2 separate regions of the Homo sapiens genome follow, and region 1 is linked to region 2. Evidence: chromatin contacts called from ENCODE Hi-C or POLR2A ChIA-PET data. All regions are on one chromosome and are shown on one strand. Each heading gives the region's core, a stretch centred on a gene start or an enhancer-like site at or near the end of the contact. The rest is flanking DNA. Distances are from core to core; before and after follow the strand shown.

Evidence for each region. Hi-C counts contacts between places; a loop is a spot of excess contacts on that map. ChIA-PET counts read pairs that join two places held with the same protein, here RNA polymerase II (POLR2A). Pooled maps may share reads with other maps.
Region 1: a loop to region 2 is called in a map of PC-9, with 8 times the contacts of the local background. The contact joins two enhancer-like sites. A Hi-C loop is called at or near these places in 5 of 168 maps with a recorded cell type or tissue (HCT116, PC-9, endothelial cell of hepatic sinusoid and 2 more), 4 of 37 single-sample maps with no recorded cell type and 14 of 50 pooled maps. POLR2A ChIA-PET finds 5 or more read pairs at or near these places in 6 of 52 experiments (AG04450, BJ, GM12878 and 3 more).

The regions. Positions count from the first base shown.
Region 1 is chr5:95,707,194-95,713,420 of GRCh38, forward strand. It overlaps a transcript of SPATA9 not described here. Among named protein-coding and RNA genes, the nearest start is that of RHOBTB3, 21 kb to the right of the region's middle. Within about 2 kb of position 4,545, at least 13 of the 41 ENCODE cell types and tissues checked have a DNase peak (open chromatin) inside an H3K27ac peak, as active enhancers do; they include IMR-90 and PC-9, where a contact is called at or near this core.
Region 2 is chr5:95,755,497-95,762,159 of GRCh38, forward strand. It overlaps RHOBTB3 (Rho related BTB domain containing 3), which reads left to right. Exons shown (of 12, transcript NM_014899.4): 6 at 1-265. Among named protein-coding and RNA genes, the nearest start is that of RHOBTB3, 27 kb to the left of the region's middle. RefSeq lists an enhancer at 5,058-5,107. Within about 2 kb of position 4,300, at least 15 of the 41 ENCODE cell types and tissues checked have a DNase peak (open chromatin) inside an H3K27ac peak, as active enhancers do; they include IMR-90 and PC-9, where a contact is called at or near this core.

The DNA.
Region 1 (6,227 bases), core at 3,295-5,794, 48 kb before region 2:
CTGTGAAAGAACTACTAAAGGAGGAATATTAGGAACAAGGAAATCTTGGAGGAAGAATGAATGTGAGAAAGAATGATAAGAAAAGAGAGTGATTAACACATGGATTAGTTAAAACAGACATGGACCTTTAGAACAAGAATAATTGTTGTACCCGAGCGAGTTAGAAAAATGCCACACTGAGACGAATTAAGAGTCCTTTATTAGCCGGCGACCGAGAGACGGCTAATGCTCAAAATTCTCTCGGCCCCGAGGAAGGGGCTTGATTAACTTTTATACCTTGGTTTAGGAAGGCGGGGGGCCTAGTTAAAACAATTTTACAGAAGTAAAGTAGTCAAAAAGTTAAAAGGATAAATGGTTACAGGAACGTAAACCGTTCCAGGTGCAGGGGCTTTAAGACTATTACAAGGTGATAGACCCGGGGCTTTGGGCGTTATCAATCAGATGAATTCCTGGGAACTGCTGATATAGCTTGCCACAGTATCTTATCAGTTAATTGCATTCTTGGACGTGCTGGGAGTCAGCTTGCACAAGTTAAGTCCTTGAGGAGGGAGCTGCCAGTGAAAGAGCCAAGATGGAGTCTGTCTGGCTCTCTTAGCTAAGGGAGAGTCAATTCAGGTGGAAAGAAGGCTAGGTGATTAAAGGAAAAGGGAGAGTCTAAAAACAGAGTTAGTAAAAACCAGGTTGGGCATTACATTCCCCACTTGTGTTTTTGGGGAATCAAATCGTTGATTCCTCAGTTATAACAAGGGGGTTATATTGAGTCTTAAGATACATAAGTTTGACAGAAGCTATGCATTGTTTTACAAAATTAAGAAACCAATTTAATATACAAGGCCCAAAAATTAAAGTTAATAGTATGATGAGGAGAGGTCCAGCTAACTCTGATTAAAGTAGTTAGCCAGGGGTTCCAGTTGAACATGTTTTGATACCAGGGGATGTTATTTTCTCGTTCCTGTTGGTGCCTATCTAGATTTTCTCGAACTTTTGGAGTGTATCTTTTATGACTAAGAATGGTGGAGGAACAGTTAAATCAACTTTGTCAGGGGGTTTCTGGAACATAGGGTCACCTAGAGCAGTCAAAGGCCGGATTGGCTTGCATGGGCTCCATGAGACCAGGATTTTTTTTTTGGATGGTGAACATAGTGCCAACATTAAATCCTGGGATATGAAATCTTAATTCCCATGACATGCCATAATATTATTGAGTTGAATTAGGGTCATGGACAGTTATAGTAAGAGGATTACAATTTTTTCTAGTACATAATTTAGGACAAGGAGCACGAGTTATAGAATGAAGATCTGGTTGATCCCCCAAAGTAGGTGGCTAAAGTTACAAATGTCCAATCAGGGCAGAAAAACTGATAAGTATCTCGACAGCTAGCGTCAGGGTGATTCCCAGGACAGAGGTAAAAGTCAACATTTTGGAGTTCTTTTTCTGTACCTTTGGAGCTTCCACATCCAGTTTGGCTCCCAGAGTGTCCAAATCCTGCTGCAAGGTTGACACTTTCTGCTCCTATGACCGGTAAGTTGTGTTGTTCTTCATGGGTGCGAGCTGGCTCTGAGAACAGTGCACATAGATCGACTGCAAAGGTGACTTCCTTGGAAGTACCGGCCCTCCAAGTAGTGTTGACGAATACACGTCCTGTTGTGAAAGAGGTGAGGAGGAAGGAGTAGGAAGGCACGGAGGACATAATAGGTGAAAACAAACAAGAGAAGTAAATAAAAAGAATTAATCTAACAGTTTCACCCGACTTAGGCGCAGTTTTAAGGGGCCTGATCCAGCCTTGGGGACCCATGTTTCTAGTTGGGCTCTGTTGGCCTTTTTGATGTGGGAGTGATGAATCCAAGCAGGAATTCAATCCGCCTTCAGAGCCGTTGGCATCGTGAGGATGACGGTGTGAGGTCCCTTCCAAGCAGGAGTGAGTCCTTCTCTCTGGAACTTTTTAATAAACACTAGGTCTCCTGGCTGGAATGAATGGCAGGGCCCCATCTGTTCAGGAATTGGATTGGGATGGGCTCCTCGAACAAGTGGCAGAATAATATCTTGTACCTCTTGGAGAGACTGTAGGCACTGCAATAAATTAGCTTGTGATATTTCTGCCAAATGGGCATCTCTTAGCTTAGGCAAGATAGGTGGCGCCTGCCCATACATAATTTCAAAAGGCGATGACCCAGCCTGATAAGGGGTGCACCTTACTCTTAAGTAGGGCTAAAGGAAGGAGACTCACCCAATTTTCACCGGTTTTTAAAATTAATTTTGTAAAAGTGTTTTTTAGGGTGCAGTTCATGCATTCTACCTGCCCAGAGCTCTGGGGTCAATAGGCACAATGGAACTTCCACTGAATGTTTAACGTCTTACTGACCCACCGAGCTATGGACGAGGTGAAGGCAGGTCCATTATCAGACCCTATGGCAGCAGGCAGCCCGTATCAAGGGATGATTTCATTAAATAAGAACTTAACTACCGTATTGGCAGTTTCGTTTTTGGTAGCAAATGCTTCAGTCCATCCAGAGAAGGTGTCTACTAGTACTAGAAGGTATTTGTACCCAGCCCGGTGTGGTTTTACTTCTGTAAAGTCAATTTCACACTTTTCTTCTGGCAAGTTTTTTCGGAGACAGTGGCCTGGGCTGGGTTTAGGACCTTGCTTGGCATTTACCTGGGCGCAGGTTGTGCACTGGAGAGCTGCTTGATCTGTTAGGCTTTGAAGATGGGGGATTCTTCTTTGTTTTTGATAGCCTTTCCTGCTGAGGTGAGTAGCCTGCGCTCCTGGTAGATGGCTCCATGTACATGCACAGTAGCAAAGGTGTACCTGCTGTCAGTGTAAACGTTAATACGTTTATCCTTACCCCATCGGAGAGCCTGAGTGAGGGCCATCAATTCAGCTTTTTGCGCTGAGGTGTTTGCTTGTAAAGCCTGAGCCCACGGCACATCTGTCTCCATGGTAACAGCTGCACCGGCCTTTCATACTCCCTGCTCGAGAAAGCTGCTACTGTCTGTGAACACAGTGGCGTCCACCTTCTCTAGGGGCATATCTTGAAGATTGGGTGGGCCAGTTTCGGTAGTTTCTAACAGTTCCTGACAGTCATGGATAGTAGCTGGATTCAAACACCATGTGGGAGAGAAAGTCAAACGAGGCTGATCTAACAGTAAACTGATACTGCAGGATGCGAGCATTTGACATCCATTTGCCAGAAGCACTTTGAAGTAAAGTCTCTATGGCATGAGGAGTTGTAAGGGTTAAATTTTGGCCCAGAGTTAACTTATCAGCCTCTTGGACTAGGCTTGCTGTAGCTGCTACTGCTCGCAGGCAACTTGGCCATCCAGAGGCCACGGGATCCAGTCTCTTAGATAAATAGGCCACTGGGCGTCTCCAGGGTCCTAAAGTCTGAGTAAGCACCCCTTTAGCAACTCCCTGGCTTTCATGGACAAACAGGTGAAACGGCTTTGAGATATTAGGGAGGGCTAAAGCAGAGGCTTCAGTTAATGCCTTTTTCAGGTTTCGAAAAGCCTGTTCTTCTGTGTCTGTCCAAATTAACGGGCCATTTCATTCTGTACCTCTTGGATAGCCGCCACTAAGATTTTTGTTTGTCCTTTGAATGCTTTATCAGCAGCCTTTTCAGCTGCCTGTGTTGCTTGTTTTTGTTTTTCAAACTCTTGGTTGTCAAAAACCTTTTGGGCTATTTCTAAAAGCTGACTGATATTCATTCCAGCAAATCCCTCCAGTTTTTGGAGTTTTCTTTTAATATCTGGGGCTGCCTGAGCCACAAATGCCAAATTAAGAGCACGGCTATTTTCGGGGGCCGCCGGGTCAAAAGGGGTGTAAATCCGATAAGCCTCCCGGAGGTGCTCTAAAAACGCTCCTGGTGACTCATCGGGCCCCTGGATGACTTCAGTCGCCTTAGACAAGTTTATGGGTTTCCGAGCGGCTCCCTTAATACCCGTGAGGAGATACCAGTGAAAATCGTCCAAAGTTCTCGTTCCACTTGAGGAATTTGGGTCCCAGTTAGGCCGGGTAGAGGAAAAGACCTTCTCAAGGAGGTCTCTAGCTTCCTCCTCCGGTCTATTGGCTGATGCAAGGAAGTGCTTTCTGGCCTCTCTCCAGATACGCTCCCTCTCCTCAGAGGTAAAGAGAGTTAAAAGGAGCGGTTGGCAGTCATCCCAGGTGGGCCGATGGGTCTGGAGTATGGACTCCAACAGTGAGGTCAAAGCCTGGGGCTTTTCAGAGAAGGCAGGATTTTGGGTTTTCCAATTATACAAGTCAGAAGTAGAAAAAGGGACATAAACCAAGAAGGGGGCTGAGCGCTCATCACCCGGAGGGACTTGTGCCTCTCTCAGTGGTAGTAGAGGGGCTGCTTCCTCCCGCCGCGGCCGCAGTCGAGAGGCAATGGGTGGCGAGCCCACAGGGGACGTCGTCAAGGAGATATGGGACGACCCTAAGGGAGCAAGTTGGTTGTAAGGCGGTGGGACTGGGTGAGGGAGACTCTCCTCTTCTTCAGAGGGAGGCAGTACAGGGGGAGCCGAACCGGCAGAGGGTTGAGGCGAAAACGCGGCCTGGCTCAGGAGGACTTTGGAGGTGGAATTGTGAATGGCGCATGAACGGAGCCATGGAGGAGGATTCCTGACCAAACTTAACCATTGATTTTTACAGGGAACCTGATTAGGATAGCCGGGAGCTTGGGTAACAACCCGCCACACGGCTTGAACAATTGTAGGATTCAATGACCCTTCAGAGGGCCACCCAACTCCAAACTTGGGCCATTCTACTTTACAGAGTGTCCGGAGCTTGCCTTTCTTAAGGCGGACTCCATAATCCTCTGAGAAACCAAGAGAAAAATTTTTCAGCATGCACTGGAGGGGGCTCCAACCCTTGCAAGGCCGGGACTCCATAAATGACTAAGTTTTACAGTTAAAAAAAAGAATGCTAAAGTACTGGACAACAATTACATGTAAGTTGGGCGTGGGGACATTCACATAAGATTTATATATTAACTAATAAAAAATTGAGATTCAAATGATGGCAAGCTGTTTCATCCAAGAACATGCATGTCAGATTACGTTTTCCAAAGATGCTGCAACAATATTTCCTATCCCACAATGTGGCCTTGATACTCCTCTCATTAAGAAATGGGGTCTATGTCCTCGCCCCTTTAACCTGAGCCATCTTGTCTCTGAGTTGTAACTGGTAGAATGCAGCTGAAGTGACACTGTGTGAATTCTAAGACTAGGTTGTAAAAAGTGATGCAACTTTCTCCTTGTTCACTGGCACACTCACTTCTGTACCCCCTGAGCCACCATGTAAGATGTCCAACTACCCTGAGGCCTCTATGCTGTGAGGAATGCAAGGGCAGGGTGTGTGTAGGGCATCTGGTTATCAGCCCCAGCTGAAGTCCTAGCCAACCGCAAGCATCAACTGTCAGACAAGAAAGTGAAGGTGCCTCAGGATGATTCCAGCCTGAGTCACTGGGCCACTTGAAGATGTTGAATCACCACAAGTCATTTGAGTTTTCCCACCTGAGGCCCCAGACATCATGGAGCCGATAAAAGCCATTCCTATTGTGTTCTGTCTAACCTCTGACCCACAGAATTTGTCAGTAAAATGAAATGGCTGTTTTAAGCCCCTAAACTTTAGGATAATTTTATTTGTTATCTTAATAGTAACTAGAACAAACAGGGAATGCCTTTTCCATGTTCAGTTTTTTTAATTGCTTTTTTTATCAATGTTTAAAGTTTTCTTCATATAGATCTCATGCATTTCCTGTTAGCTGCATTCCAAGAGATTTTATCCTTTTTGTTATTACTGTAAGTGAAATATATTCTCCTATTAAGTTTGCAAGTGGGTGTTGTTTACATATATAGATTATGCATGCATACATTTGTTCCCAGACAATTTACTTAATTTTTCAATTTGTTTTAGTTGGTTTTCCTGTTGATTCTCCCACTCCCAGCAAAAACAAAAACCCATGTCCCAGACCTTTTTTTAGACTGGTTTGTAACAGATCCTTTAATGGCCCACTTGAGTCCATCAAGCTATGAAGTCTTCCTGAATAAGGAGTGGATTCACTTACTTCCTAGAGGAACTGCCCAGTTGATATGGTTTGGATTTGTGTCCCCACCCAAATCTCATGTCGAATTGTAATTCCCAGTGTTGGAGGAGGGGCCCGGTGGGAGGTGATTGGATCATGGCGGTGGATTTCCCCCTTGCTGATCTTGTGACAGTGAGTGAGTT
Region 2 (6,663 bases), core at 3,050-5,549:
AATTTAAAGAAAGTTGTAGAGGCCCACAAGATCGTTCTCTGCGCTGTAAGCCATGTTTTCATGCTGCTTTTCAATGTGAAGAGTCCCACTGACATTCAGGATTCCAGTATCATCCGAACTACCCAGGATCTTTTTGCTATAAACAGAGATACTGCATTTCCAGGTGCTAGCCATGAATCTTCAGGCAACCCACCATTACGAGTCATTGTTAAAGACGCCCTCTTCTGTTCTTGTTTATCAGACATCCTTCGCTTCATTTATTCAGGTATCTTGTCAAGTGGTTCTGGTTACTTACAATCTCATAAGCTTTGGAAATGAAATGTGCCTGTGACACTCAAGGGTACTGGTTAGTTTTACAGTGGTCTTTACCTACCATCTGAGATTAAGATTATACATGAAATATTATTTGCTTTATATATAAGAATTGGTCCAAGCTTTCTGTTTTCCTTACAAATGTACTTGCCTCATCTTTTCCCTATCAATTTCATTTTATTGTGGTAAAATACATAGAACATAAATTTTACCATCTTAACCATTTTTAAGAACACAGTTCAGTGGAATTAAACACATTCATAATGTTGTGTAACTATCACCACCATCCGTGTCCATAATTCTTTGCATCTTATAAAACTGAAACTCTATACCCATTAAACGATGATTCCCCATTCCGACCTCTTTCCAGCCCCTGACAGCCACCATTCTACTTTCTGTCTCTGTGATTTTAACTCTCCTAAGTGCCTCATGTAAGTGGAATCATACAGTATTTGTCATTTTGTGATTGATGTATTTTACTTAGCATAATGTCTTAAAGGTTCATCCAAGTTGTGGCATGTATCAGGATTTTCTTCCTTTTAAGGTTGATAATATTCTGTAGTACATATAGACCACATTTTGTTTACCCATTCATTCATCCATGGACGCTTGGGTTGCTTCCACTGTTTTAGCTATTGTGAGTAATGCTGCTGTGAACATAGTGTACAAATATCTCTTTTGAGACTCTGCTTTTATTTTATTTTTTGCATATATACACAGAAGTGGAATTGCTGGATCACATGGTAATTCTGTTTTTGATTTTTTACTGCCATACTGTTTTCCACACTAGCTATACCACTTTATGTGCCTACAAACTGTGCACAAGGGTTCCAATTTCTCCACATCCTTGCCAACACTTGCTGTTTATTTTTTTTAATAGTAGCCATCTTAATGGGTTTGATGTGGTATCTAATTCTGGTATTGATTTGCATTTCCCTAATGATTAGTGATATCAAGCATCTTTTCATATGTTTTTGTATTTGCCTTGGTTTTAAATCTACTTGTAAAAACCATAATCTGCCAAACAAGTATGTTAATATTTTATTTCTTTAAAAAACATCCAAAATATGAAATGTGAGAATTTATTGTCCAATTTAGTTTTAAAGACATAAAATATTCCAAGAGTAAATGAAATCAAGTGTCTACACCTTAAAACCTAGCTATTCACTCTTCGGTTTGACTCTTAGGTTTTGTAGGGCGTGAAAGAGAGAATTGCATTCAGCTTACGGACTGGAAATCAATATCCAGTGTTAGTTGAGGTCTAATTAACTTTGGCTATGACTATCATAGACGTTACTTTTTTTTTTCCTTACTGTGCCCTTTCTTTTTAAGATTTAGCTTATCAAGTATTTTTCTCTTTGCCCTTTTAAAAACTCAGTAGCAACTATATTTTAAAGATGGAAGTTCTATCTGAGTCATTTTAGCAAATGAATTGAAGGTCTTACATCTAAGTGTCCCATGTAAGAGTGGAAAAGAACAGATGTAAAATGAATTTTAATGTAAGCATCTAAATATAAGTTTTCTCAGAACTCCTGTCTTTAATTTTCTTTACCCACTTCAAATCATGTAGCGATAACCTGTTAGGCTAAGGTCACTCCTGCTCTGCAGTGTGTCTGGAGAAACATTTATAATTAATTTGTTTTTAGGGTTCAAGTAAAGCCTAATTGGGAACAGACAAAAAGTTTAAGGTTTGCAAGGCAAGTATCATTTCATACAGGTAGGGAAATTTGGGGCAGCCTTTATTTAAGTAATTGATGTTAAAAATAAGGTATTACTTTGTTCATGTGGTTTGTGGTCATGTAATTTTATAAGTTAAAACTTAAATTATGATTTTGAAAAGTACAGTTGCAGCACGCAGATTTATGTGGATAAAAAATACATATTGGAGTAGAATGTGGTGCTAGGTTAGTGAAATATTGGCTTGGAAAAAGCATAAATTAAGCACCTGTACAGCACACACCCAGCACATTGCCTTCAACGGGTTCTCTGTAAGTTTTAGTTGAATTAAAGAGTAGGCTCCAGTAGCCGGGCATCATCATATCAGTAAGCCAAACTATTTAAAGACTTCATTTAGTACTATAGATTTTGACGTTTAAACTTAGAATGTCACAGTTCAGAATTTAAGATTTTGAAAAACTAACATGTTTACATGTTAAGAGAAAAAAGATGTTTTTAATCATATGTTTAAGGAACTGTGAGGGATGTGACTTTTGTATGATAATTTTCTGTTGAAATTACATGAATTATTCAGTAGGCTTCCACAATTATTATTGACTACTTTCAAAGGCATATGAGCACTCTGACGTCTTATATCCTTTTTAACATAGTAGCAGTAAAATAGCTAGATGTATCTCCAGTGGCTGATCCTGCCTAGCTTTCTCCTAGGGGGAGTGCTTTATTTAATTGCAAAATTAATACAGGCAGATGGAAAAAAAGAGAAAGAAAAGAAAAAAGTTATCCTTCTACCCTAGACCCTTTCCCCGGAGTCATTTACCTGTTGTAATTTTTTTATGCACTCATTCTGATACTGTTTGAAAGAGATTAATATTCTGGGGACATTTGATTAATAAAAGTGTAATCCTAGGTATCTGCTGCTTTCCAGGGATCACAGGCCGTTTCCCATGGCTGGAGCGTAGAGTGAAAGGTGATGGCTGGTGGGTGATGAGGTGGGCAAGGCCTGTGGAAGCTGTTCCTGCTGCTCTTAGACTTGTGCTAGAGTTTTAAGCATGATCAGACTGGGCTTTAGAAAGCTCATCTCTGGTTGTGGTTGCAGGGTGGAACAGTGCGGCCAAGACAGGCATTCAATCAGGAGGTCCCATTACTCTGGCGATCAGCCTCAGGAAGGCCAACATTCAGACAGTGGGTGGCCCTGCCATTGGCCCTTCATCGTCTAGACCAGTGCTTTTCAAACCTTAAAGTGTGTGCAGATCATCTGAGGATCTTGTTCCTGTGGAGATTCTGATTCAGTTACCTGGAGTGGGGCATGAGATTCTGCATTTCCAGTAGTCTCCGAGGTGGTGCTGGATCTCTGGACTGCCAGAAGCAGCTGGAATACCTGCTTTTGGAAGAACTGGGAACCAGCCAAAACCAGCAAACTAGGGCCTAGAATTCAGTGCAGAGGCCCAGGAAGGCTACCAAGTTAACAGCTTAGGATTCAAAGTAAAAATGGGGTGAGCTGTAAGGCTGACTGATGCAGTGCTATTCAGAACTGGGGCTCTCAGTGCCCTGTGTGTCCCTGACGCGAGGAAAAATGGATGCCTAGTGGTTGGGTGGAAATTAAGTAAGCCTGGAATAGGGATCGGAGGGCAGGCAGGCATGATGGTGTGGAGAGCCTGCTGAGCTACAGGTCTTCAACCAGTTCAGAGTCCTGGCTTCTTAACCTGACACTGACCCGTCCCATTTCGGCTGTGATCTCTCCTTGTACGTCACGGCCAAAGCCGGAGGTGCTGTCTGGTCTGAGCAGGGGCACGGGCCATTGACCCGGGGCTGCAGAGATCCAGATGCTGGTTAAGGAAAAGGGAAAATAACTGGTTCTGCAGGTATCTATTTATTATTCTTTAATTATTTACAGATTACAACCTCTGGCTCAAGGAAAAGTTTCATTTACATTATGTTAAAAAGAGATATCAAAGCTGTATTTGCACAGAAAAGACAATTTTGAAAAATGCTGAAAATTAAGAGAAAAAAATTTACCCAGATTCCACTATCAACAGAAAATGTTTAAACATTTATTGCTTTGTTTGATCCTCTAGTCATTTGTTTGTGTATGAATAAGTGACACTGTTTTTGAAAAAATGTATTTTGTAATCAAATCAAACAAAAATTTTAAACCTACGTTTTTCTCAGAGACTTCAGTAAATGGGCCAGGCTTGTTTTGTTTTGTTTTTGTTTTAACATTTTTAAACCTGTGAATAGAATACAAGTGTTAAGGCACAGTTATGCAGTGGTTTTCCCACAGAAGTGCTGTGGTCTGCCCTTGGGTTATGCTAGAGAACCATTGAAGACAGGAGTTGTTTGTTTGTGTTCCCATCAGATGGGTTGGTAAAGCAGAGGTTGAACTCCATCATGTGCTCAGGAATATTTGCCTTGAGCAAACACGGGCTAGAGAGTTATAATAAGCCTATCTCCTGTCCTTGTTTTTTTTTTTTTTAAAGAACCAGATTACAAAGAATATCTTAATTCTTTTTAAATAACATGCTTTTTTTAACCTTTAGGAATTTGAAATTTGGTGTGTGTTATGTCACCATGAACATTTGGTTCGTTATTTAGGAGCGACCTGTTTAACAACAGTCCGGTTAACATTTTACACCTATCTATTCCTATTCAAATTTTTGATTCAGTAGACACAGTCAAGGTATATCTGTTTTGTATACGTTAGTTTTCTATTGAATAACAACAAACACTGCATAATGTATAAGTACTTAACTACTAATCCTAAGGAACGAGGAGTAATGTGATAAGTGAAGCCAGCCCTTTCCTGGTCTTCAGGGAGTAATTCTTACATGGCATACAATTGTAACATTCTTATAATACTTGATACAGTGTTATGGTTGCACATTCTTGAGTCATATGATCTCAGATGGTTAGGAAGTGAAGTATTTGTAAGAACCTCAAGAATTTAGCTTTGAGCTCTTCCTGCCACAGATGGCCCTTAGAGTTTCACATCACTTATTGAAATGCCATCTGAGTAGACAAATATGTGGAAGCAAGCTTTCATCTTCAGTTTACATTCTCCAGTTCTTAGAATCATTCCGTGGCATGTCCTTTTCTGTATTGCATAAAAACACAGCCTAGTATACATGAGTATACCATGCGCTCTAAAAGTCTAAGTGGATTCAGTGCTTTAAGAAGTTAACTAAAGAAAATCCCAGTCAGTGATGCAAGATGTCATCCTGCCCTTGTCTGCAGTTGATCAATCAGTAAAGTTATGCAAGATGAGTAAGTTCTGGAGACCTGCTGTATGACATTGTGCCTATTGTTAATGATATCGCATTATATACTTAAAGTTTTCTAAGAGGGTAAATCTGATGTTAAATGTTTTTACCACTGGAAAAATAAAAGGAAAGTCCCAGCCTTAGGATTACTGGTTTATTAGGACCTAAAAGTCTCAAAGATGACTTGATTAATGTTTCTAATTATGAAAACAGCCCAATCAGCAGTGTGCTCTTGAGAATTAGTCTTACTTTCATTTTCAGTGAGTGATTCTTCCTGTGTGTGTTCTCAGACAGTTCAGTGGCCTGTGGGGATTTACCTGCTACTGATTCCATCTATTTAGATTATTTGATGCTTGCTTGCTTTTAGATAATCTTCTGAATGGAGATATTTTATAGGTGTTTTTTAGTTAATATGCTTTTACTTAAATAACAATGTAACTTTTACATATATAAGTATGTAAAAGAACACAGAGACAGTACTTATGTTCTTCTTTAGATTGGATGAGTGCAGACATAAAAAATACTTACATGTTCCCTTTCCTGCATACCACTAACACTGGGTTTGGATAATGGCTGAAATTTCTTTCCTTTTTCCTCTTTTTTTTTTTTTTTTTTTTTGAGACAGGGTCTCACTCTGTCACTCAGGCTGGAGTGCAGTGGCATGATCATGGCTCACTGAAATCTCCGCCTCCTGGGTTCAAGCGATTCTCCTGCCTCAGCCTCCCAGGTAGCTGGGATTACAGGCAGACGCCACCATGCCCAGCTAATTTTTGTATTTTTAGTAGAGATAGGGTTTCCCCATGTTGGCCAGGCTGGTCTCGAACTCAGTGGTTGAAATTTCTAAAGGGAAAGCAGTGGCCGTCAGCAGCATACCATGCACATTAGGGTCACCAGGGAGAATTTTAAAACACTGATGCCAGGGGCTTCAGGCCCAGAAATTCTAATTCACTTGATCTGGAGATGAGACCTCCTCTCATGGTATTTTATAAAAGATCTCAGGTATTTATAATACACAGGTATGGTTGATAATCACTGGCATAGAGTAATTTTATTGATCTGGGATCCATTGGCTTCTAAGGGGTTCTTACACTCTCACATTGTTATACTGACTTTAATGTTTGTGTGCACATGAAATTTTCTGGTCATACAATCCCAAGAATTTATGAGATGGGAAAAGAGGATGTGGCCACACAGTTAAAAAGCATTCATGCAGAAAGAGAAAAACAGAAATCATAGAGCTCTTCTACACTACACAGCTTTGAGAATTTGAGGAGGAAGGGGAGCAATCAGTGAAAGCATAAAAAGAGCTAGCAAAGGCAGAAAGAAGCAGTGGTGTGCTGGAGCTGGCACCAGCTTGTGAGAGCCCAGTTGTGTTTATCATCCCCATTTCCTTGTTCTGTGATGTCATGTTGATAGC